6 separate regions of the Mus musculus genome follow, and all the other regions are linked to region 5. The links are chromatin loops, found by intact Hi-C in ENCODE. Cell type or tissue: gastrocnemius. All regions are shown on one strand. Region 1 has its middle 8.2 kb from the start of Cryaa. Region 2 overlaps Notch3 (notch 3). Region 3 holds the start of Hsf2bp (heat shock transcription factor 2 binding protein). Region 4 overlaps Hsf2bp (heat shock transcription factor 2 binding protein). Region 5 overlaps Brd4 (bromodomain containing 4). Region 6 has its middle 37 kb from the start of Rrp1b.

Region 1 (4,000 bases), 520 kb after region 5:
CTCGGCAAAGGATACTGAGGGCGGGAAACAGGCTGGGCTTCTTTTCGTGGTTTGTTGATTTTTAAGGGCATCACGGGCCATTTGTTTCAATTTACTGAACAAATCTTGAAATTTTCTCAAAAGAAGAAAGGGACTGGGGACAGAGAGTGGTTAAGAGCACTCACTGCTCTTCCAGAGGTCCCGGGTTTGATTTCCAGCACTCACACAGAGGCTTGCAAACAGTAACTCCAGTTCCAGAGGACCCAACACCGTCTTCCAGCGTCTTCCCAGACCCTGGCACATGTGTGGTGCAGGCAAAACCACTCGAAGAATAATACAATGATAGTAAGTTTTTAAAAGAGTAAGTGAACTTAGCCTTGACTTCATGGGTCACTGTGTGTGCTCCTGGTTCAGCCGGCTAGAGGCTGGACTCAGGCTTGTGGCTCTCCATCCTATACTTTTATAGGTTTCTTCATCATTAAAGTGTGTTGATATCTGTCCTCAGATATCAGGGGCTTCCTGGAGAGGGCAGGCACAACAGTGTATGTGAAACAAAGACAAACTTGGGGACATCAGGGACTTGTGGGTGGTCTCCTATTCTCAGAAAGATATGACTTACTTCTAACGTCCAGACTCAAATGTGTAACCTTATATGGGGTGTTCACGGAAATGACTGAGTTAAAGATAGAACCATGAGGCTGGAGAGATTGGCTCAGCACTTAAGAGCACTGACTGCTCTTCTGGAGGTCCTAAGTTCAATTCCCAGCAACCACATGGTGGCTCACAACCATCTGAAATGGAATCCAATGCCCTCTTCTGGTGTGTCTGAAGATGATAACAGTGTACTCATTAAATAAATAAATAAATAAATAAATCTTAAAAAAAAAACCAATAAAAAAAGACGGAGTCATGATATCCTGAGTCAGTTGATCTCGAGAAGAACTGGGAGCAGGGGCTTATGGGAAGAACCATTGTGACAGAGATAGAAGTTCAAGGGTGCTGGGCAGTGGTGGCGCACACCTTTAACCCCAGCACTTGGGAGGCAGAGGCAGGTAGATTTCTGAGTTCAAGGCCAGCCTGATCTACACAGTGAATTCCAGGACAGCCAGGGCTACACAGAGAAACTCTTGTCTCAAAAGACAAAACAAAAAAACAAAAGAAGAAGAAGAAGGTGTGTTTGTGGTATATATATATATATATATATGTGTGTGTGTGTGTGTGTGTGTGTGTGTGTGTGTATGTGTGTGTGTATGTATTTGTGGTATGTTTGTGGTATGTATGTGGCATGTGTTTGTGTATATGTGTATGTACATGTGTGTAGTGTGAGTTTGTGATTTGTGTATGGTATGTTTGTGGTATATATATTGTGTGTAGGTGTTTGTGTGTGGTGTGTTTTGTGGTATATGTGTGTGTGGTGTGTTTACGGCATATGTGTGCGCAGGCTGTTTGTGGTATGTGTGGGTGTCTGTGTGTGTGCGCACACATGAGGTATATATGGTGTGTGTTCATAGTGTGTGTGTTTGCACATGTGTGTCCATGTGTGCATTCATGCATGCCTGTGACACGACACCTGCGTACCTGCATGTTTTCCTTTCTGTCGTGTTCTCATGACAGCCTGCAAGCACAGGCTTGTGCTCTGCCTGCCTCTCGGTTAACTCAGTCCTCAGCCAGGAATCTTGGAAGAAATCCCATGTCCTTGGGGCTCCCAGCCTCTAAGCTAACAACAGCAGCCCCCATCCCCCTGCCGTGGGAGGGAGGAACAGAGGCTAAAGGACCTCCTAACAGCTGCAGCCTGGGGCTCCCCTCTCAAACTTCCTGAAGTGAGAGATGGAGAGGGCAGGAGATAGAGGTTAGAGGTGGGGAGTTCTACCCTGCAGAGAAGGCTGGTATCCTGGGTAGCCTCCAACTCTTCCTTCATGCCTTTCCTTCTAAGCTGAGACTGTCAGCAAGCCGAGCCAGGAAGACAGAACCTATGATCTCAACACATGTGTTAGCTGAGGCTGCCTGGTAGCCCCTTCTCTCCCAGCCTCCCAGCCCCCACATGGGTCTCTGCAGCGTGGCCGGAAGGAGGCAGTTCTGGCTGTCTCTTTCTCAGGAAGAAGCCCTAGCCCCTGGGGTCCAGCCGGCTCACAGCTCGTGTCAGTGTGCGCTGGAACCGCAGCAGAGAAAGCAGGCCAGCACGATGCTGGCCTTGTTAGGCGACCTCCCCTTCAAATGATTGTTCCATTATGTTCCAGATTCTTCATTATGAAGGAACTGGCCCTTTGTGTGTCCCCTGCTTAGGCGCTCTGCTGGCCCAAACTCCTGGGGCCAGTGGCATCTCCTGCAATTCCTTGTCACACAGGCAACGGCCCCCAGAACCAGGCCCCTGATGTTTATTGCGGCTGCTCCCTGTCTCCTAGTGAAGGTGACCCTTAAGGCTGGTGTTCTTGAGTCGGTGCCTGGCAAGGTCTCCTCTTTGAGGCAATGCCTCTTCTGCCACCTGGTGGTCAGACTGTGTCACACCATGTTAAACTAACGCGGGACTCTCCTGCAGAGAGACTGATAAATCAGCCTGCTGCCACAAAGAAAATCCCCCACAGAACAGGAGCAGCATCTACCGCCTTCCTCAGAGACCCCGTTCTGCTGATTTCCTGTGACTCTATAATAACCTTCTACCTGGAGATCCAAAGTGCTGGCTTTAAGGCAGTGATCCTCAACATTCCTAACGCCACACCCCCTTCATACAGTTCCTTAAGTTGTGGTGACCGCCCCCAACCATAAAATTATTTTGGTTGCTACCTCATAACTGTAATTTTGTTACTGTTATGAATTGTAATGTAGATATCTCATATGCAGGCCATCTGATATGTGACCCCTGTGAAAGGGTTTTTCAACCCCCAAAGGGGTCACCACCCATATATTGAGAACCAATGATTTAAAGGAAGAGGTGGGTTTCACCCAACTTTCACCAGCAGGCAACACAAGGCAAGTGACTCCATTTCTAAGCCAGGATTTTTCTCACCAAGCCACAGGCTTCTGGGTAGGTTGCATGAAGCCTGCCAGTTGCCAGTGCGGCCAGCGTTCTGGGCCAGTGATGACATTATCATGCAGGTGATCATCCCAGTTAGCGTTACTTATCAGCTTAGCAGAATCTGAGATTATTGGAGGCAGGGAAAGGGGGGGGGGGCAGAAGGGAAGATTCTCAGTTGAGTCTTTATCAGATTGTCCTGTGGACATGTCTGTGGGAGATGGTCTTAGTTGTTTAATTGATGTATCATGGACCAGCCCACTATGGACAACACAATTCCTCAGGCAGGTAGTCCTGGGCTGTATAAGAAAGCTAACTGGGGCTGGAAAGACAGCTCAGTGGTTAAGAGCACTGACTGCTTTTCCAGAGGTCCTGAGTTCAATTCCCAGCAACCACATGGTGGCTCACAACCATCTGTAATGGGAGCCGGTGTCCTCTTCTGGTGTGTCTGAAGACATCAACAGTGTATGCATATGCATAAAATAAATAATGTTTTTTTTTTCTAAAAAAAAAAAATAGAAAGAAAGATAGTTAAACGTGAGCGTTGGAGCAAGTCAGCAAACATCATCCGCCATGGTTTCTGCATCAAGTCCCTGCGGGATTTCCTACCCTGACCCTCCTCAGTGAAGGATGAAGCCTGGAAGTGTAAATCAAATAAACCCTTCCTCCCCGTAAGTTGCTTTTAGTGAGAGAGTTTTACTATAGCGACAGAGAGAGAACTAGAACGGTGAGGGTGGCAGCGGCGATGATGTCATGATGCTCTTAGTGACAGTGGTGATGGCAATGACGTCATCAGGTTGTTAGGTCTCGAACCTGGGACAAATGGCTAACTGGGGTGCCTATTCATGTATCAAATTGGACGCTGTCCTCCAGCCTCTCCTTCAGCATCACCAGTACCTGTTAGGGCATCATCCTAGCTGGCATGCCCTGCCCTGTACACCAGGCTCTCCAGCCTGACGGTTGAGGAGTTCTTTCCACAGCCTGTGGGACCAGCAAAGACAAAAGCCCCCA
Region 2 (4,000 bases), 67 kb after region 5:
CTAGGTTTGGTTCAAGTTCATGCACACACACAGATAACAAGTGTGGGCACAGTGTGTTTCCTTGTACTGGGTAAGTCTGCCCCCTACACTGGCTTTGTGTTGGATGTCTATGTGTGTCCTTTTGTGGTGAGATTCTGTGTGCTCACAGGTATGCCGAGGCACGTCTGTGTCCCTCGGGGCTGAGTGAATTCCTTTCTTGCCTCAATACAGTGTCCAGCTGGCTATGCTGGTGACAGTTGTGAGGATAATATAGATGAGTGTGCTTCCCAGCCCTGCCAGAACGGAGGCTCCTGTATCGATCTTGTGGCCCGCTATCTCTGTTCCTGTCCCCCTGGCACACTGGGTATGTTAAGGCCAGGGTTGGGGGCAGGATAAGAGGATGAGTTTCTAGCCTCCACTGACCATGCTCCTATACCCTAGGAGTTCTCTGTGAGATCAATGAGGACGACTGTGACCTAGGCCCATCCTTGGACTCAGGCGTTCAGTGCCTACACAATGGCACCTGTGTGGACCTGGTGGGTGGCTTCCGCTGTAACTGTCCCCCAGGATACACAGGTCTGCACTGTGAGGCAGACATCAATGAGTGTCGCCCGGGTGCCTGCCATGCAGCGCATACTCGGGACTGCCTACAAGATCCAGGTGGGCATTTCCGCTGCGTCTGCCATCCTGGCTTCACAGGTAAGAATGGCAGAGAGCCTGGCCAGAAACCTGATGTGGTTCTGCTTCTGTAGTTGATCCTCCTGCATCTGTTTGTTCAGGGCCTCGCTGTCAGATTGCTCTGTCCCCCTGTGAGTCCCAGCCATGTCAGCATGGAGGCCAGTGCCGTCACAGCCTAGGCCGTGGAGGTGGGCTGACCTTCACCTGTCACTGTGTCCCGGTAGGTGTGATTGGTAGGGGTTGGAACCCTTGGGGAAAGAAAAGGCCTGTGGCTTTAGGGAAGCATAGGTCTATACGGGAAAAGTAGAAGGAAAGGAGGTTCTGAAATTATGAAATTATGAAATTATGGTTTGGAGTGTAACTTAGTGAAATTGTGACTTGGCTTTGTTGCCTCCTGGGGAGGTATGGCTTATCTTCAAAATGAGGTCAGTAGAGGAAAGGTTGCTGGAATTGGAGGGGTGGGGGTGGGGTGTCAGCATTTCTCAAGTCTTGACCTCCATTCTTTTCTCTCTTTTCCACTCTCCTGTTTCTTCTCACTACCAATTTTTTCTCTTTCTGTCTCCTCACTTCACCATTAGCCATTCTGGGGTCTGCGTTGTGAGCGGGTGGCACGCTCTTGCCGAGAGCTGCAGTGCCCAGTGGGTATCCCATGCCAGCAGACAGCCCGTGGACCACGCTGCGCTTGTCCTCCGGGGCTGTCCGGGCCCTCCTGCCGGGTTTCTAGGGCGTCACCCTCAGGAGCTACTAACGCCAGCTGCGCCTCTGCCCCTTGTCTGCATGGGGGCTCATGCCTACCTGTACAGAGTGTCCCTTTCTTCCGCTGTGTGTGCGCTCCGGGCTGGGGCGGCCCGCGTTGTGAGACCCCTTCCGCAGCCCCTGAGGTCCCCGAGGAGCCACGGTGCCCGCGAGCGGCTTGCCAGGCCAAGCGAGGGGACCAGAACTGCGATCGTGAGTGCAACACCCCAGGCTGTGGCTGGGATGGCGGTGACTGCTCACTGAACGTGGACGACCCCTGGAGGCAGTGTGAGGCACTGCAGTGCTGGCGTCTCTTCAACAACAGCCGGTGTGACCCGGCCTGCAGCTCTCCAGCCTGCCTCTATGACAACTTTGACTGCTACTCTGGTGGCCGCGACCGCACCTGCAAGTGAGCCCCCTGACTCTGTCCTTCTGTCTATCTATATGTTGCACTGTCAGTGAGCCACATCTGTCCCAGTTTGTCTGTCAGTCTGTTTTTGGCTCGTCTGATGGGCTGTCCCTTCCAGCTGCTACCACCAGGGCACTGGTGGTTTCATCCGCCTGTTTCCACCCATGTGCCTCATCTCTGCCTATTTATATTTTTACCTATATATCTTGCCCATTTGCTTCTGTCTGCCTGCAGTTACACATCCCATCTGTCCACACTTAGGACTTGTTCATTTGTCTTTCTTAAAATTTTAAAAATTAAACTGGGTCTAGTTGCTCACACATTTTAATGCCAGCATTTCAGAGGCATAGACAGCAGGTCTCTGTAGGGATTCAAGGCCAGCATGATCTACATAGTGAGTTCTAGGCCAGCCAAGGCCACACAGTGATACCCTGTCTCAAAACAAAAACAAACAAACAAACAAACAAAGCAAAACAGGAGCCCACAGCAGGTGCTCATTCAAGAGCATACAATAGTGATACTGGTTGAGCATCCCAAATCCCAAACCTGAATCCCTGAGCCATGTGGGGCATGGGCATGATGCCACAGTGGAAAATTCCATCCTTTGCCCCAATGATAAGTTACAGTCAAAATTCAGACACAGGTTGGTCTGTAGTGGCAGAGCACCTTCCTAGATGGCATGTGGCCCTTGGTTCAATCCCCGCCCAGCATGGAAATAAAACAACCACCAAAGGCAGGCACACTAAAAATATATAGTTACTTTTGGGTATGTGTATTTTTGTCTTTAGACTTGGGCCTCATCCCAGAGGTGCCTTATATAAATTATGTATAGAGGGCTGGGGATGTAGCTCACTTGATGGAATGCTTGCCTAACATCCACAGAGCCAGGCTTGGGTCCCCAGCACCACCTAAACTGTGAGAGGTGCTGTGTGCTTGTAATCTTGGCTCTCAGCAGGTGGATCAGGAGGATAATAAGTTCAAGATCACCCTCAGCAACATAGTTTTGTTTTCTTTGTTAAAAATAAGGCTTCAGCCAGGTGTGGTGGCGCATGCCTTTAATTCCAGCACTTGGGAGGCAGAAGCAAGTGGATATCTGAGTTCAAAGCCAGCCTGGTCTACAAAGTGAGTTCCAGGACAGCCAGAGCTACACAGAGAAACCCTGTCTCGAAAAACCAAAATAAATAAATAAAATAAATAAATAAATAAATAATAAAAATAAAAATAGGGCCTCACAATTCCTGGCTGGAATTGGCTGTGTAAATCAGGCTGGCCCTGAACACACAGAGATATCCTTGTCTCTGCCTCTGGAGTACTGGAATTAAAGGTATATGCCAGCCTGTCTGACTAACATAGGGAGTTTGAGGCCAGCTTGAGATACATGAGATCTTATCTTAAAATATTTATAGAAAGATATCTCATTGCATTTATTTGCATATATAATATTTAAGCATATGTGTAAATATTCTAAAACTATAATTTGAACTCTGAAATAGTTTTAGTCCCAATTATTTCAAATTAGGAACACAGAACTTGTGCTTATGCAGCCAACGACTGCATTTGCAGAAAGCATATGCAAGAACATTTCCCACCACCACCATCCCCAACCCCATACCAGCACTGTCCACTACTGCTATTCTCTGTGTGTGCATTTAGGTGACCCGAAGAATCTCTGAGTTTGTGTTCTCTGTCCCCAGCCCTGTTTATGAGAAGTACTGCGCCGACCACTTTGCAGATGGCCGTTGTGACCAGGGCTGCAACACTGAGGAATGCGGCTGGGATGGGCTGGACTGTGCCAGCGAGGTCCCGGCCCTTTTGGCCCGAGGGGTTCTGGTCCTCACAGTTCTTCTGCCTCCTGAAGAGTTGCTGCGCTCCAGTGCCGACTTTCTGCAGCGACTCAGCGCTATTCTGCGCACCTCACTGCGCTTCCGCTTGGACGCACGTGGCCAGGCCATGGTCTTCCCCTATCACCGGCCAAGCCCTGGCTCTGAATCCCGGGTCCGTCGTGAGCTGGGTCCTGAGGTGATCGGGTGAGTGACTGTGGCTCAGGGCTGGGTACAGCGGTTAGGGCACCCGTGGTCCAGACCGTCTGTTTCACGCTTCTTAGTTGAGAGCTCTCTTGGCAAGGCGTCTTCCACAGGTTTTTCCGTGTCTGTCGGGTTGACATCTTTGCTATGGGGGGGGGGGGGGTTCATCCTCTGT
Region 3 (4,000 bases), 180 kb after region 5:
ACCCTTGCAGCTTTTTAGGGCAGGTGTGAGATTTGTAGAGGAGCGAGAACAACCCATCCCTGCAGCATCAGGGGCACTTACAGAGGTGTGGTGTAGTGAGCAATCCTTTTTTGCAGGGTCCTAGGATAGATCTAGGGGTGTGTAGTGGCAAGACAGCAAGCCTTCCGCCGCATCTTGAGACAGGTGCAGGCTTGTTGAATGGGGAATCAGCAAATCCACACACACGACGTCTGGGTGAGATGCAGGGATGTCTATTGTAGAGGGAAATTTTGAGGATCTAACTTGACTCTGTAAGTCCTGCATTCAAAACACACAGTTCTAAGCAGTGGGTAGTGAGATTTTCAAACACCAGGACCAAAAATGCAAGCTGGGGAGCAAATGTTTTTTTGTTGTTGTTGTCGTTGTTTGTTTGTTTTGACTCACATTCCATATTACTGTTCGCCATGGAAGGAAGCCAGGACCAGACCTCACCCAGGACAGGACCCTGGAGGCAGGAGCTGATGCAGAGGCCATGGAGGGTGCTCCTTACCGCCGTGCTCTTTGCAGTTTGCTCAGCCTGTTTTGTTTTTGTTTGTTTGTTTTTTTTTTCGAGACAGGGTTTCTCTGTATAACCCTGGCTGTCCTGGAACTCACTTTGTAGGCCAGGCTGACCTCGAACTCAGAAATCCGAACCCAGGACCACCAGTCCAGGGATGGCCCCGCCCATAATAGGTGGGGTCCTCCCCATCAGTCACTAAGACAATGCCTTACAGGCCTGCTACAATCTGATTTTATAGAGACATTTTCTTTACTGAGGTTCCCTCCTCCCATGACTTTAGCTCGTGTCAAGTTGACATAAACCAGCACAAGCGGGAACATACTAAACCAACATAAAAGAAGGCTTTTAACAATTGTGCAAACTTTAGGGACATCTAAAACTCTACGTTATCAAACATGAGAATTATTAGATTAGTATATTCTTCCAAGCTTTGGTGATTTAATTTTGATTTTTTTTTTTTTACCCCCATGTAGCCCAGCCTAGATTTTCCCATGCTATGTAGCAAGTTTGTCTTGAACTCCAGCTTCCGCCACCCAAGTGCTGGCACAGAAGCACTTGGGGCCAAGGGACGATGAGGTTTTCCCTGCGCGGTTTCTCACAGTGTATAGGTTTGGTTGTAGCATCTTCTCTCTAAACAGGGAAGGACGGATTCTGCTTGACTCTCAGGCCTCACTTTGCAGGTAACAAGTCTGAAACGCAACTGAAGTAGGAAAGCTACAGTAGAATCCAGGTCCATCTCATCCCTGGACCCAGAAAGCGAGAGTGAAGAGCAAATCGTCGAGATTTGAACCTTGTGGCTTTCCGTATCGTGGGGCATCTTAAGATTCCCGCGTTTTTGTGTGTGCGTGTTAGCGAGCTCTGCGCAGGCGCACGAAGCTGAGGCAGCGGCTATGGCCGCAACCGTGGGCGACGGGTCCGGTACTGAGGAGGCCTGCCGGGTCAGTGGGTGCCCTACATATGGGAGCTGCTGCTGATTACTCCCCTCAGGGCGGATCCAGTGCCTGAGGAGATGTCCCTGTAGCCCTGAGGGGACCTGGCCAGGAGCTGCGCGAGGGTGGGCCAGGGCCGGAGACAAGAGGCACAGTTCCAAATCATCTGCGGATGCCTCAGGTTAAAAAGTGGTAGCCCAGGCCTTAGGCCTTGAGGCTCCGGGGAGCCGGAGCTGAGAACTCACTTATCTGGGTTCTGCCCCTGATGCCCCTTCATGAGAGGGCCTGGTTAATGCCTACTTCCGGTAGGATGCCATTGTATGATGGTGTGAATGTTAGGGGTCAGCAAAAGCCAAATGCGGCCGCAGGGATCCCACCCGAGCGGTTCAGCCTGGGGCGCATTAACTTGCAGGCATTTTCTTTTGGCTTTTAGGAATATGAGTTCGGTTTTTCCCCTTACGTATTTCCATTCCCTCCTCCACCATATTTGTTCTTACTGAATCAGTCTTGACATGTTGCTCAGGCTGGCCTCCAACGCTTGGGCAAAGCCATATTTCACCCTCAGTCTCTTGAGAAGCTAGGACTGTGGGTGTGAATCATCACCCTTGTCCCCGTCATCATGGCCCTCTGTATATAAAGCCCATGTGTACACACACATCTATATCCATATATGTGTAACAGGAGGGACATTAGGTGCCAAGAGTGGTGGAAGAGACTGTAACCCAGCACTATGGAGGCAGAGGCCTACACACTGCTTAGTCTACATAGTTCCAGAACAACCAAAGCTACGCAGTGAGACCCTCTCAAAAACCAAATAAAAACCTTAACACACACACACACACACACACACACACACACAGGTACGTATGTAAACACATTTGTGAGGCAATTATGAATGTAAGAGGCATGAAAGAAAAACACATTTGTGAGGCAATTATGAATGTAAGAGGCATGAAAGAAAAGGGAGCAAGTCGATTTGGGATGCTAGTTCTAGTCATCTGAAGAGAAATACTACAATGCTAAGATCTACTTGTTCTTTTAGAACATGGAATCTAAAGAAGAATTTGTTAAAGTCAGAAAGAAGGACCTGGAACGGCTGACGACGGAAGTGATGCAAATACGGGACTTCTTACCCAGAATACTAAATGGGGAGTTACTGGAAAGTTTCCAGAAATTAAAGATGGTAGAAAAAAGTGAGTCTTACCTCATGCATGCCACTTGTCTTTGGGTGGGCAGGGGAGTTGAGCGAAGTTCAGGATTGCTAGGACTTGTCTATCCAGATGTTTGACATTTGAGCAACATACCAGATATGAGTCTGGAACCCTGTTAAATTTTTTGGGAGGTATTTGGAGCTTTTGTCAGCACTTTACCAATTGGGACTGGATTGCAATGACATCAGCTTTTGGTGGGTAAGGCTAATTTTTCAAGTTACATCTGACTGCCAGCTCTCATAGTGTGGCTTTATAGTGTACACCTTAAAAACCCAAGTAATGGTTAGAGCTGTAAGTCCAAATAAGGAAGTATCTTTTTTTCCCCCATTTATTTATTTATTTATTTATCCACTTTATATCCTGATTGCAGCCCCTCCCCCATACCAGTGTGTGTGTCATGTCATCCTGAAAGTGTTGTCTTCTACCCCTCTCCCCTCCCCCACCAAGAAAGTATCTTGACTCAAAAATATAGGTATCTGAGCCAGACTTGATGGTGCATGCCTGTAATCCAGTACTTAAGTGGTGGAGGTATAAGGATCAGGAGTTGAGGATCATTCACACCTACATACTGAGTTCAAGCCTAGCCTGAGATTCAAGAAACAAGCAGTATGGTGATCTACTTGGAAGCAGGCTGTGGGGTAGGGGTGGTGTAGGGGGTAGGGTGGGGGTTGGGGGCTAGATTGCCTAAATAGCAAGCTAGAAGGGATCAGAATATGGGTTTCTAGTTTGTGCATATGGACTTGGCCAGTTAGCCAGCCCTATTCAGTTAGAAGGGTGAAGAAGCAGTTAGAAGTTTGTGAAGTTCACAACTGTCTGGAACTCCAATTCCAGGGGATCCATTATCCTCACACAGACATGCATGCAGGCAAAATGCCAATGCATGTGAACCTAGGAATAAAAAATAAAGGATGGCTGGGCGTGGTGGCGCATGCCTTTAATCCCAGCACTTGGGAGGCAGAGGCAGGCGGATTTCTGAGTTCGAGCCCAGCCTGGTCTACAGAGTGATTTCCAGGACAGCCAGGGCTACACAGAGTAACCCTGTCTCGAAAAATAAGCAAACAAACAAAAATAAAGGATGAACGATTATGGTTACAGGGAACCCTGCCCCATTCTTTCAGGAGTCTTCTCATTAATTTCTATTAACTTCTGTCTTGTACTGTGCTCTGGGAGAGCAACCCCCTACAGACTGGAGTTGGCAGGGCTGACCAAAGAAGGCCTCTCTGAGCAAAGAGAGAGGGAGTAGGTGGGAGGGCCGCCAGCCTGCCCTCTGCCCCACTTGTTAGTCCAGGGGCTGGGTTGCATTCTTCCACAACAAGTGCCCC
Region 4 (4,000 bases), 180 kb after region 5:
GTAGCTGTTTTCAGACACCCCAGAAGAGGGCATCAGATCTTATTACAGATGGTTGTGAGCCACCATGTGAATGCTGAGATTTGAACTCAGGATCTTTGGAAGAGCAGTCAGTGCTCTTAACCACTGAGCCATCTCACTAGCCCCCAGCCTGGTCACTTTTGTCTGATTCTATCATTCTACTACTGGAATTAAGCCACTTCAATAGCTGCTCCTTATTCGTAGGATAAAATCCTGTAGCAAACTGGTGCTAGGCCAAGACGTAACTAGACCTTACTGTGATGGCAAAGCTTTTCTGACAGGTAAGCCTTGCCCAGAGTAGCTCTGACTACCCAGACATGAGCTCTATATTAGGCATTAGGCATACCTCATTTCTTCCTGTGAGGTCACGGTAAACTTTCAACTTAGGCTTACCCTGACGACCCCCACTTTTCTGGCCAAGGCAAGGTTGAAGAGATGGCCTTCTACAGCACCGTTTATCTAGCTTTTGCTTGTGAATTCTCTTTCTTTTTTTTGTGACAGGATCTCACTTGGTAGCCCCGCTGTCCTGGAATTCTCTATGTAGATCAGGCTGGCCTTTCACTCACAGAGATCTCCCAAGTGCCTAAGCGTATAAGATAGGTATCAGATAGCATACTAAACTTGATTCTGAGCTAGCATGAGACCTGCCTGTGAGAAGCTGGGTAGGTAAGCAGTGTCTTGTCTAAGCATCTTTAAAGAACCAACACTGAGACAAAGGCACACTTTCTATTTTGTAAAATATGATTTTATATGTCTGAGTGTGTAGCTTGAATGCATGCCTGTGTGTGCCTCGTTGTGTGCCATACCTGAGGAAGTTAGAAGAGGGTGTTGAATCCTCTGTTACTGGAGTTACTGTTGTGACTGGGAATTGAACCCCAGGTTCCCCAAAAGAGCTACTCCGTATCGCCCACAAAACACCATTTAAGAAGGAAAAGGAAAGATGTGTGACAGTCACAAATAGAGTAAGGATTGTTGTTTGGATCCATCAGAAGGTTTTCCTGCTTGTGAAGGACTCTCAGATAGCAGAGGCAGGACAGGGAAGGTGGGATGTCCGTGGAGGGTGGGAGGGGTTTGGCTGAGGTCAGAGGCTTTGGAACCTCTAAATGGACGGATACTAAAATACTGATGAAGTGGCGTGTTTTGGGGGATGGCTTGAATCTGAACATCAGATGACTTAGAAGGGTTGGTGAGCCTCAGGGTGAGTCTTAGGCTCCACTGGACTCTGACTGGATGGGTGGGGTCATGAGAAAACAAGATAGGTTCTGGTAATGAAAGGAAGGCACAGCCTTGTAGGTCAGGATCAGGCATGATGGGGATACGGAAGGGCAGGACATCTGTGTCCTACATGCTGACCAGCATTTCGTTGTGTTTTGTAGGAATCTTGGGGGAAGTGTTTTCCAGCTGGGAAGCTCCTTGAGCTCCTGGTGTACTGGAGAGAGCATCCTGGCAGATTCACAGCCTAGCAGCTTCCGTTGTGACTCAGACACTATCACACAGTGAGCTTAGGATAGCCTTGACTTGAGGTTTACCAAGTTGGAAAGTACTCCTGTGAAAACATTATCAGTACTCTTCAGCATGGAGCACTGGAAGAACAGACTGGTAGAGGAGTTCTGCACTGTTGTTGATTGTGTTGAGGTCTCAGTTGAGACTGAGACAGAGTGAAAGCACTGTGGGACTTTCAGTTATCATCTAAGACCATTCAGCTAATAGGACAGAGTCCGTGCCTGAGTTCTTGTATAATTTTCTATTATTACAGTGAGGATGGTAAAGGGTTAGCTGAGTCTTGGTCAGCTTCAGGAGCAGAGCCTTCAGAGGTTAAGGAGCTTGTTTGGCAGTTCTAGCAGGGGGCACAGCTATGTATATGTCCTTGGCTGAGGAATGGTCTTCCTCGATCAGGGAAGGCTGTCCTCTTCAACTGGACATTTAGTTTAGGAAGGGATGTGCGTGGGATGATAAGTAAGGGCATGCCTGTCTACTCAGCCAGGTAGCCCTGTGGAGGGTGGGGTGAAGTGCCAAATCCAGATTGTCCTGACATCCAAGAGTCTTGTGCCTTCAAATGGGACAGGATGGTTGGGATTTTTAGATACTACTAGAACAGCTTGTGAGCTTTGAGGATCTCAGTCCATGAGGGCCCTCTACTGGTTACTTGAAAGAATCTACGAGTACACCACGTGATTGTAATCTTGGGGAATAGGGAGAAAGAAAAGAAAAACAAAGACAGTATAAGGGGAGGCAATGTCACAGATGTCTCTCAACCATAAAAGGCCATCAGAATCTTAAGGGGGTTGGCTGGGGGAATCCTAGACAGCTTTATGAAGGAGTAGACTTAGGGGGGCAGTTAAAAGGCATCCGAGAAGTAGTTTATTCAAGAGAGAGGGGACAGCATTTGGTATAGCATTTGGCCAATGGATTTCAGTTCCGCAATTTGGAAAGTGCAGGTTGTCCAGTGTACAGTCCACTTACTGTGGAAATGAATTGGCTAGACTAAAGCAGTGTTCAACAGGTAAATGTAGTTGGCCTTCTTCTGTGGATCACTGGGTTAGTCTGTGCACCTGAGATACTTAACAGCTCCTCTGGAACAGTGGTCCGGAGCTGGGTCTTTAGTTCTGGAGCCCTTGAGCTACTGCAACGGCTTATTCCTGGGAAACGTGTAGGATGCAGAATCATTGTGGAGGTGTCTGTTTGCTGTGGAAAACCATGTGAGTGGGAACGCCTGACAAAGGGCTGACAGTCTGATGAAACCCTGGCAAGTTGCAGAAGTATCTGTCAAGCATTTCCCTGAAAAGATAGCTTCAAGTATAGTCCCCAGGTCCTCAGAATGTCACAGGGGAACAGTGAGGCCTGTTGGGCTCTAGTCCATTTTGTCAGGAGAGTTTTAACCAGGGTCACAGTGAGGTCTGTGTGAAGATATAGGGAGGCCAGAAAGGGAAGATAGTGAAGAACAGGCCATGTGAAGGTGGAGGTAGGGTCTGCCAAAGTGCTACTTAATCCAGGGAATGTTGGGCAGAAAGAGGCAAGGAACAAGTCTACCTGTCAAGCTCTCACAGTGAGTTTGGCCCTGATAGCACCCGGACTAGGGTTTGAAAGTCCGCAGCCCATGGGACTGCATTCCATGTGCTTGGCAGGGATTGTGCCACCCAAATCTCAGCTCAGAGTGAGATGGAGCTTGTCAGTATTGCACTCCTTTCTCTGAAGCTTCCGGAGTACTGGGGAGGAAAAAGCTAGTGGTTATTTAAAAGTGTTTGTGTTTTCAGACAGCTGTTGTGGTAAAAAGTATTTCACATTAATGAAAAACAACTGATGACGTGTTATAGACGTGCCAGGTAACAGGGGAAGAGAAACCAGATCCCAGTGTGATCTGAACGTTTTTGATCTGTGTTCAAAAACAAAAACAAAAAAAAAAACCAAAAACCAAAAAAAAACCAACAAAAAAAAAAAAACCAGCTACCAATACCACCAAAACAATTCAAACTCAAACCTATCGGGCTATGTGTGGCTCACACCTATAATCCCAGCCCGGAGGAGGCTGGGGCAGCTGGATTCTGGAAAATACAGTGAGACTCTGTGATCTAAACCCCCAAACAAAGCCTGAGCTGTATAAAGTATTGCTGTTGAAATAGTCTGCGACGTACATGGCTTCCCTCTATCCCTAGTCTGTCTAATGTGCCAGCCTCTATGCAGTTGTGTTGCTAGAGATTCTCCTGTTCTGAGTGCAAAAGCAGTGGAAGCAGCTAGGCTGGGTGACAGATAACCTGTTTTCATACAGAGTTTGTGTAAGATGTTTCCGTTCTGTGTATCAGTCATTGCGTTGTCTATATTATTTATGTTTGTAGATTGAAAACATTTGCAAAGGCAATATATTTTTTTATGTATTGTTTTTATGACCATTTTAGAGATGCTATGTAGATCAGGTTGGCCTGGAACTCTTATAGAGATCTGCCTTCTGCCTCCTAAATGCTGGGATTAAAGACATGCACTACCA
Region 5 (4,000 bases):
GTAGTTGGGAATACACTGTGGCGAGCAGCAGCTGCCTGGGTTGGTAGTTGGGAATACACTGTGGCGAGCAGCAGCTGCCTGGGTTGGTAGTTGGGAATACACTGTGGCAGCAATTGCCTGGGTTGGTAGTTGGGAATACACTGTGGCAAGCAGCAGCTGCCTGGGTTGGTAGTTGGGAATACACTGTGGCGAGCAGCAGCTGTCTGGGTTGGTAGTTGGGAATACACTGTGGCGAGCAGCAGCTGTCTGGGTTGGTAGGTGGGAATACACTGTGGCGAGCAGCAGCTGTCTGGGTTGGTAGTTGGGAATACACTGTGGCGAGCAGCAGCTGTCTGGGTTGGTAGGTGGGAATACACTGTGGCGAGCAGCAGCTGCCTGGGTTGGTATCCTCTCTGATGCAGCTCTGTCTGTTATTGGGTTACAGCTGAAAAAGTTGACGTGATTGCTGGTTCTTCCAAGATGAAGGGATTCTCATCCTCTGAGTCGGAGAGCACCAGCGAATCCAGCTCCTCTGACAGTGAAGACTCTGAAACAGGTTAGCTGATTCCTGTTTAAACATCTTATCAAACTACCCCACTCATCCCCGGTACTATCTCAGTCCTTTGTCCAGCCCAGAGTTGATGGCCACTGAGAACTGCCTGGGCTCTTCTGTCCACCCATTCGTCATGTTAACTTCTCCCTGCAGAGTGGCAAGATGCCCAGTGTAGCAGCACTCTATTCTCTCCATCTGGGTAGTGGGTAGACCTTGAGGACTGCAGGTGTTGGGGTCCCATCAACCTTGGGTTGCAATATCCCCAGTCCCCTTCTAGTATTCTGGCCTTGTAGTTGTCATGGAACTACATTTTAGCAAAGTAGAGCCAAGCCACCTATATCTGACAGCCTGCATGATCAGTCTGTTTTGAGCTCTGTTGTCTGTAGCCTGAGCTTACACTATGGAAAATGCCATTTTTTTTCCTTTCCACAATGTGTTTACTGCTGTTTTGTGTTGTCTGTTCCCTGATCTGTTTTAACTACATGTATGTCCTGCTCTTCTACTTATACCTGTTCTCTGTGGGCCTATATAATGGTGTTCAGTTCCTTTATTCTGAGCACCAGTTACAGAGCTCTGGAGGTGAGGGCAGGTGGTAATGATGGGAACAGATTGCTTTACCAGAAGTGTACTTTTCTTTATTGTTCTCAGAGGAGCAGGTGCTCACATTGACCTCAAGGGAAAGATAGGGAAGAAGGCATGGTGTACTTAGGTTGCCTGATACATGGTTCACATGAGTGGTATTACCCCTGGGCAGGTCAGGTTCCATTTGCTGAGAAGATAAAGTCCACCTATGAGCTAGCCCTGGGGTCTCAATGTGTGAGGTCTATAGTGGGCCTGTGGAGGAAAAGGCTCCTGGCAGTCTTCCATGGATCTTTGACTTGTGGATCATGTCAAGGAAAGTCAAGGCTCCCTTAAAACAGCAAGGATGAGCTTTGTTGTCTCAGACTGTACACAGAAACTGGGAGTTAGAGGGAGGAAACATTTTTGTGGGCCATGGAGTAGGCTTGGGCCTTCCCTGGACAGTTCTCTGTTCTGCCTTGTATTTGATGAGGAATGTATTTACAAAGAAAATGTAATCCACTAAATGGTTTGTTCTGCATTTGTTCCGCAGCATGTGGAAATTAGATGGTCTCACAACCTCCCCTATTTATTATTTTCCCTGTTCATTCTAAAGTACCTTGCCTCACATTCCCATGAACCAGCAGGGGGAGCTGCATCCTAGGCCTGCTGGTCAGGGCTGGCCCTGAGCCATTCCTTGAACGGGGGCCACCGCCTTGAGCAGGGTGAATGGGGTGAATAGATGTATTCTTAGGGCTCCATTAGCATTCTTGGTGGCCACTGACTTTTCACTTTTATTGCCAGTCAAGCTTTACATTTGCCTTTCCTCTGTTTTCTCTCTTTCTTTTTTGGGGAGGTGTGTGTGGGGGGGTATTTTCTAGATTGTCCCTCCTAAGATTTTGCAGCCTTCTTTTCTAAGAATCCAAGTGTTCAAATGACAATCCCAGAGACTGACCCTAACCTGATGCTAAACATCTTGGCTTACCTTTAGGATCTTAGAGGACCCTGACCCCACACACAAGTATTTTTGAGCCACTGCCCCCATATCCCTCTTCTTTGAGTGGTAGTCCTCCTATGGTCCCACATGAGTGCCCTCCATCTGTCTTTCCTTGATGGCTGTCATGATGGCATTTCCAGCAGCTTTTTGCTACTGTTACAGAAAGAAGACTTTTTTCCCCTAACCCGCCTCCTCACTTAAGTAGAAAGCTTGTGCAACAAGTAACCCGAGAGCCCTGGGAACGGCTGTCCTGGCGGGAAGGAGGGTGGGATTTAAAGTCATGGAGCTGCTGATCGCAGACTTTTAGGCCTTGGCTATGGACCCTGACCATTTTGGCTCCTGGGCTGAGCCTCTCCTTCATTCCAGATGATATCCTTCCCATTTTTGGCTGGCCTCCACTTGTCTTCGTTCAGACCACTAGTTTTTATTTCCTACTATGTACAGAGTGCTGTCTTGTGAAGCTGTTAACATGAGATTTTGTTTTAGAACCCCACATAAGACACAAAAAGACATGGTCATCCATGGACACATGCATATACTAGCAAAACATCTTCTGTCTCCTCATACCACACAGGTACTGCTGTTTGTGATATTTGGAGTGCAGAGGTGGGTGAATACTCTAGTAGCTGATCTCCTGGGTCCAGGAAGCCCAGCCACCTTAGCTAGCCTCTGTAACAAGTAGTACTACCATGTCAGGAGGCCAAGGTAGAGATGGTGTAGACACGGAAGTTGTTTCACTTTGGTCTTTGGGTCTAGTTTATGTTTTTCATGTTCTTATTTTTCTACTTGAATTAAAGCTAAAATTTCTCATGGAACCTATTTTTGTTATTTGTACTAAGGGTCAATTGTACTACCATGGCCCCGGTGATACAGACCATCTAAAGCAACTGAAGAGAAGCATTCAGTAGGGGCTAGAAGGTATACAAGAATGCATAGGGTTAGACCACACTGACGATGAGTGGGTGGGATGCTTTACTGGCTGGATTCCAGCCACTGTGTGATCCTCCATGTGTAGCAACTGCACCAGTGGCCCTTCGTGACATTTGTCTTGAACCCAGTTATTTGTAGTTGGGCTGTTCTGTTTTTCATTGAGCTTTGACTCTAGCTTGAGTCTGGAACTGCTTACTGGTTCCATGTTAGAATAAACAGAATAAGGCCCAGGTGTAACTCCCTTCAACTTTAGGAAGTCTTCAAACTTGGGCGGGGAAAGTCAGGGTGTAAGACACTGTGGCTCTCCTTTCCCAGAACTCTCTCAGTCACCAGTATAGAATCAGATCATCCTTCATATGGGGTAAAGTTCTTTCATTATATTGCTAATATCTGGTTCTCCTCATATATTTTCCACAGGTCTTTGTGAGTATAGGTAGCTACATAGCTAATTATGTGCATCCACTCTGGAGTCACCCCTATAGTGTACCTCAGCTGCCTGGCCTAGAGTGGGATTGGAGCCATACAGTGAGAAAGCTCTGGAAGCGCAGTCTGTTCATGCAAGAGCACGGTCCAGCTATTTTAGTCTTACTTCCTTTTCCCAGGATTGGAACATGTGGGTGTTCCTTAATAGCTCCAGGGTAAAGAGGAATGCGTGGTGTTTTGGAAAGGCTGGAGCTGGGAAGTGCAGACAGGGGCAATGAGACACACTCTAGAGACTCTGATCAGGGAGCCAGCTTCAGCTCCCTGGCCCCAGGATCTTTGAGACTTCCCTTCAGGGGTATAGTGATCCTGCTATCAGAATGTGACAGTTACTTCAGAAAGGGTTAAGGCCTCTTGAGAGTAGGAAATGTACTGAGCCAGGTGGCACCTCCAGAAGCTCAGGAGTTTGAAGGGATTGATTGGGCTTCCCCAGAGTGAGGGCCAGCTTTGTGGAATGTGGCTGAGTGGGCGGGGTTTTCCCAGGCATGTTCTGGGACTAGGGA
Region 6 (4,000 bases), 140 kb after region 5:
CCCATTGCCTACTGCTCAAGGGTGAGTTTTTTTTTTGTTGTTTTTTTTGTTTTTTTTGTTTTGGCTCTACTTCCCAGAGTTTGGGGATCCCCAGTCATGACTGTGAGTGGGGCTGTCTGTTCACAACATCCCTTGACCTCAGTCAGCACCCACACCCACTTTAATGAACTTCAGTTCTTGAGATTTGCCTTGCTTCTTCACAGAAGCCACAGTCTAAGGAGAAATTGGAGGTTGCCTTGGAAGCCAGGGGATAAGGCCCAGAGCACGTGACTAAGAAGAAATGATTAGTGCTTTGAGCATGGGCAGAGGTGCTGGCCGAGGTCAGGCTTTCCAAAGAACTGTCTGCAGCCCTGCCAGCCAGCAAGCACTGGGTCCGGCCCCCTAGTAGCCAAGTCAGAATTGGCTTTTGCTTTCACTTTCCAGAGCTTAGTAAGGAAGCTGCATTAGCCCAGGGTAGCCCAGTAGGACTTTGATCCTGCCTCAAAGCGTCTCCTTCCACCTCCCGGATGCTAGGAAGGAATTCCCACATATGACTCTTCTTAAGTCATGCCTGCTCCTGTGTGATAATCCTGGGCCTCTGTCTCACTTCTGCAGTATGTCCACGAATGTAAAAATGACAAATGACACGGTCCTTTTCCTTAACGGTGAGAGCCTTTTTTTTTTTTTAAAGCCACTTGCTGTTTCAGTGGGAGCATTCTAGGCTCCTCTGTGCTGAAGTGGGGATTTGAAAGGAGGGGACTGTGCGCCCCACAGGCTGTGCTCCCAGTATGATGTCAGCAGCACCACCTGAGATAAGAGACCAGCACAGGCTGTTAGAGGTCAGGCTGTCTCCTGTCCTTGTTGAGGAAGGTAGGGTCCCTGGAAGGAGCCAGGTTGGCCAGAGCAGTGCTGAGGCCTTTGCTGTGCTCCTGGGCAGCTCCTAGACAGAGTTCCCGGCTCCAGCTACTTCAGTCCTTACACTGTAAAGTGAAGGGAAGAAGAAGTGAATGTATTTTGTCTCCAAGTTCTTCGCTTCCTTGCAGCCCTTTGGGGGACTCATTAACTTGGGGTATCAAGCCATACTTAGGTAGTTCATACATGCCCAGTGACCACAGGCTGGGCCCACCTGCTTGCACTGGGCCCTCCGTGAACCTTTCCGGGGCAGTGTATCCACCTGGACCAGAGAGGGCACTGGGGTTTGAGTGGACAGGCATGGACCCAGGCTTTGGTGGTGTGCCTTCAGGAGGGTGCCGCAGCCCAGTGCCCCCTTTTATTGCTGCCATCTGGGGTGCTTCTCTTCCAGACATCCACGTAGCTAGCTACCTGCAGAAAGCCATGTCTGTCCATGTGACAGATGGATGCTAACCACGGGTCCCACCAGTGGATGCTAAGAATGGATGTCCCTCTAAGGGGCAGTTCTGGGAGGTCAGGTTCAGTGTGAGGTTACACTAGAGCTGCAGTCTCTAGGGAAAGTGGTGAGCCAGGGAAGGCTTGAACCTGGTCCCCAGGTCTGAATGAATGTCACTCCCCCCCACCCCCCAATGATGGAGACACGCCTTGGGGTGGAGGTGTAGCTGGACATGCCTGTGCCTGTCCACACTTTCTGTGACAGCTGCAGATGGCTGGCAGGTGCCAGTCCAGTTGCAGTCTCAGCATCCACCAGCAGGGGGCACGGTGGAGCCTGTGGAGCAGTGTCAGAGGCCCAGGCAGATGCTGGTACCAACTGATTAAACAGCCATCCTGCCATCCTGCTGGGAGATTTGATGTTTTTGGGTTTTTTGTTTGTTTGTTTGTTTGTTTGTTTGTTTGTTTGTTTTTTGGGTTTTTTTTTGTTTTGGTGTGTGTGCGTGTACATCTTTCTGTCAGGCCTCAGACTTGGTGTTGTGCAACACCTGACAGTAAGTGGGAGTCAGTGTGTCCCCAGGTCAGCCTGACCTCCCAGAAAGCCATTGCGTGGTCAGCATGGCCAGAACTGACAGTTTGTAAATATCGGTGTGTTTTGCACTGTTGTGTCTCCTTGCTGGTTTATTCTTGTTGCAGACACTTTCTATGGAGAGATTAACATAAAATAATGTTTTCTATGCCATATTCGCCCTTCACTGCACCCTAGTGGGTTTAATTTGCTTAAAACCAGAATTTAATGTGCAATTTTAAATTTAACAGTATTTAATCTTTTTATGCCAATAGAAATTTTTTGCCTGGCATGGTGATACCTACAATCTAGTACCCTAGAGGCTGAGGCAGCAGGATAGCTATGGAGTAAGACACCTTCACTCACACATTGCCCCCCCCCAATTACTCCTGGAATTTTCTTTCCTTCCTTCCTCCCTTCCTCCCTCCCTCCCTCTCTCCCTCCCTCCCTCCCTCCCTCCCTTCCTTCTTCTTTTCCTTTTTTTTTTTCTTGTTTAATTCCTAGTGGAATAAACCCAATTTTTAAAAAAGATTTATTTATTATTATACATCAATACACTGTAGCTGTCTTCAGATGCACCAGAAAAGGGTGTCAGATCTCATTATGGGTGGTTGTGAACCACCATGTGGTTGCTGGGATTTGAACTCAGGACCTTCGGAAGAGCAGTCAGTGCTCTTATCCACTGAGCCATCTCGCCAGCCCATAAACCCAATTTTAAGATTCCACACTATTGAGCCAGGCAGAGGATGTCCTCAGAGCAGAAGTCTCCGTCTCCCTTGGATTACCGTCCCTGACTGTGGCTGAGCTCCCCCGGGCCAGCATCTCATTTCTTCCCCTGGTTCACCGTCAGGCAGGTTCTGGTCTTGGTGCAACAGGATCCACATTCCAGGTGCAAAAGGTCTCCCTAGGGCAGGGAACCCCATCCTGCCCTGGTCAGCTCTTGAATAGCCAGCTAGAGCTGCCTCTCCCCTGACGCTACAGGTGGGTGGAAACAGGAGAGAACCTGCCACTCAGACTTCCATGCTTGGAAGTTCCCAGAAGGCCTTGGGTATAACCTTGGCCACACCTCACTGCCCGTCCTATAGAGCCAGCAGGCCCCGTGAGATGTTGGGTAGGTAAAGCCATGTCTGCACCTCACAGCCTGCCTTGCCCCATGCAGCAGGTGTAGGTGACCTGGGTTGGGGCTCTGGAAGCCTCTGAGCTACACTGTCACAGAGGACTCAGTTCATGCCTGACATGAGGAGGGTGTGTCCTGGGGGTGACAGAACACAGTAGAGGACATGAGCTTAGCACACCCTTCTCCCTCATATCCCACAGAGCAGGAAGGCCGAAGCAAGGTTCCCTCAAAGCTCAGGCCTCAGTGAGTCCCACAAAACACCTGAGACCATTTTCTGACTGATGGGGGAGGAGTGTGTGTGATGACAGTGTTTTGTGAATGGAGGTGAATTCTTCATGAACAAAGCTCTTGAAGGATGAGACATGGGCAACATCTCAAATGCTCTTAGCTTCATAGCTGTCCATTCCTGACACAGAGCCTGTCAGAATTTCACCCATGTGTTGTAAATGTCAACCAATTGGAGGATGGGCTGCACCTGTGGGGCTGGCCCGACCCTGCTAGTCCTTCCCAGAGACCACCCCTCTGTGGCCTTCAGAGCAAAGCACAGTTAGCCCCTCAGTCCCTGCTGTGCAGGAGGGGTGTGCTCTGGGCTCAGGAGGTCTCCTGCCCAAGTCCCCCAGTCCTGTGTACTGTTCCCTGTCAGCATGTTTGTGGACATGAGCACCTGTCAGCACTGTGTAGCTGTGTCTGTTTTGTGCTAGTCTGTTGTCTTTTATGACTATCCACAAATAAATATTTTCATTGCAGTTGTGCTAGTGTGGTCCTTTCTCCCCAGCGTGCTCCTTGTGGTTACTGCCCAGAAAGCGTGGCAAGGAAAGGAGGTGCTTGGTCACAACTGTGGTGGTCTGCAGCTCACTCTTCACTCTCTTAGTCTTCTCAGTCTTGGGGGACTGTCTGGTGCTTTAGGGCTTCTGGGATGATTCACAGAGTGTGGACACTTGGAGACAAAGAACCTGCCTGGCTGCTCCCTGCAAGGATCTGAAGACCAGCCA

Evidence for each region. Peaks named below come from ENCODE experiments on the same cell type or tissue, not always from the same donor. Only the 100,000 strongest peaks of a DNase experiment are listed, where the experiment ranks them.
Region 1: it touches region 5 in a loop (2.4-fold over the local background); 9 of 42 quality-filtered maps call a loop at or near these places.
Region 2: it touches region 5 in a loop (10-fold over the local background); 16 of 42 quality-filtered maps call a loop at or near these places.
Region 3: it touches region 5 in a loop (3-fold over the local background); 11 of 42 quality-filtered maps call a loop at or near these places.
Region 4: a loop joins it to region 5, with 4 times the contacts of the local background. A loop is called at or near these places in 11 of 42 quality-filtered maps.
Region 6: it touches region 5 in a loop (4-fold over the local background); 14 of 42 quality-filtered maps call a loop at or near these places.

What each region holds. Positions count from the first base shown.
Region 1 is chr17:31,684,131-31,688,130 of GRCm38, reverse strand. No RefSeq gene overlaps it. Among named protein-coding and RNA genes, the nearest start is that of Cryaa, 8.2 kb to the right of the region's middle. In gastrocnemius, a CTCF peak has its summit at 2,462 (motif pointing left); DNase peaks (open chromatin) are centred at 1,675, 2,080 and 2,447; H3K4me3 peaks cover 326 bases; H3K27ac peaks cover 1,505 bases.
Region 2 is chr17:32,141,045-32,145,044 of GRCm38, reverse strand. Notch3 (notch 3) reads left to right here. Exons shown (of 33, transcript NM_008716.3): 21 at 211-343; 22 at 421-678; 23 at 759-877; 24 at 1,236-1,801; 25 at 3,496-3,828. Gm41568 (a long non-coding RNA gene) reads right to left here. Exons shown (of 2, transcript XR_876749.3): 2 at 2,110-4,000. Among named protein-coding and RNA genes, the nearest start is that of Gm41568, 3.3 kb to the right of the region's middle. In gastrocnemius, a CTCF peak has its summit at 1,696 (motif pointing left); a DNase peak (open chromatin) is centred at 1,673; H3K4me3 peaks cover 783 bases; H3K27ac peaks cover 400 bases.
Region 3 is chr17:32,031,921-32,035,920 of GRCm38, reverse strand. It overlaps Hsf2bp (heat shock transcription factor 2 binding protein), which reads left to right and starts at 1,413. Exons shown (of 8, transcript NM_028902.1): 1 at 1,413-1,476; 2 at 2,510-2,660. The coding sequence starts at 1,429. In gastrocnemius, no CTCF peak of the experiment used is centred here; a DNase peak (open chromatin) is centred at 1,544; H3K4me3 peaks cover 255 bases; H3K27ac peaks cover 233 bases.
Region 4 is chr17:32,025,993-32,029,992 of GRCm38, reverse strand. All of the region lies in intron 2 of Hsf2bp (heat shock transcription factor 2 binding protein), which reads left to right. Among named protein-coding and RNA genes, the nearest start is that of Hsf2bp, 6.5 kb to the left of the region's middle. In gastrocnemius, a CTCF peak has its summit at 2,149 (motif pointing left); a DNase peak (open chromatin) is centred at 2,054.
Region 5 is chr17:32,207,702-32,211,701 of GRCm38, reverse strand. It overlaps Brd4 (bromodomain containing 4), which reads left to right. Exons shown (of 20, transcript NM_020508.4): 12 at 425-535. Among named protein-coding and RNA genes, the nearest start is that of Ephx3, 20 kb to the right of the region's middle. In gastrocnemius, a CTCF peak has its summit at 1,723 (motif pointing right); a DNase peak (open chromatin) is centred at 1,768; H3K4me3 peaks cover 250 bases; H3K27ac peaks cover 2,853 bases.
Region 6 is chr17:32,071,155-32,075,154 of GRCm38, reverse strand. No RefSeq gene overlaps it. Among named protein-coding and RNA genes, the nearest start is that of Rrp1b, 37 kb to the right of the region's middle. In gastrocnemius, a CTCF peak has its summit at 1,637 (motif pointing right); a DNase peak (open chromatin) is centred at 1,635.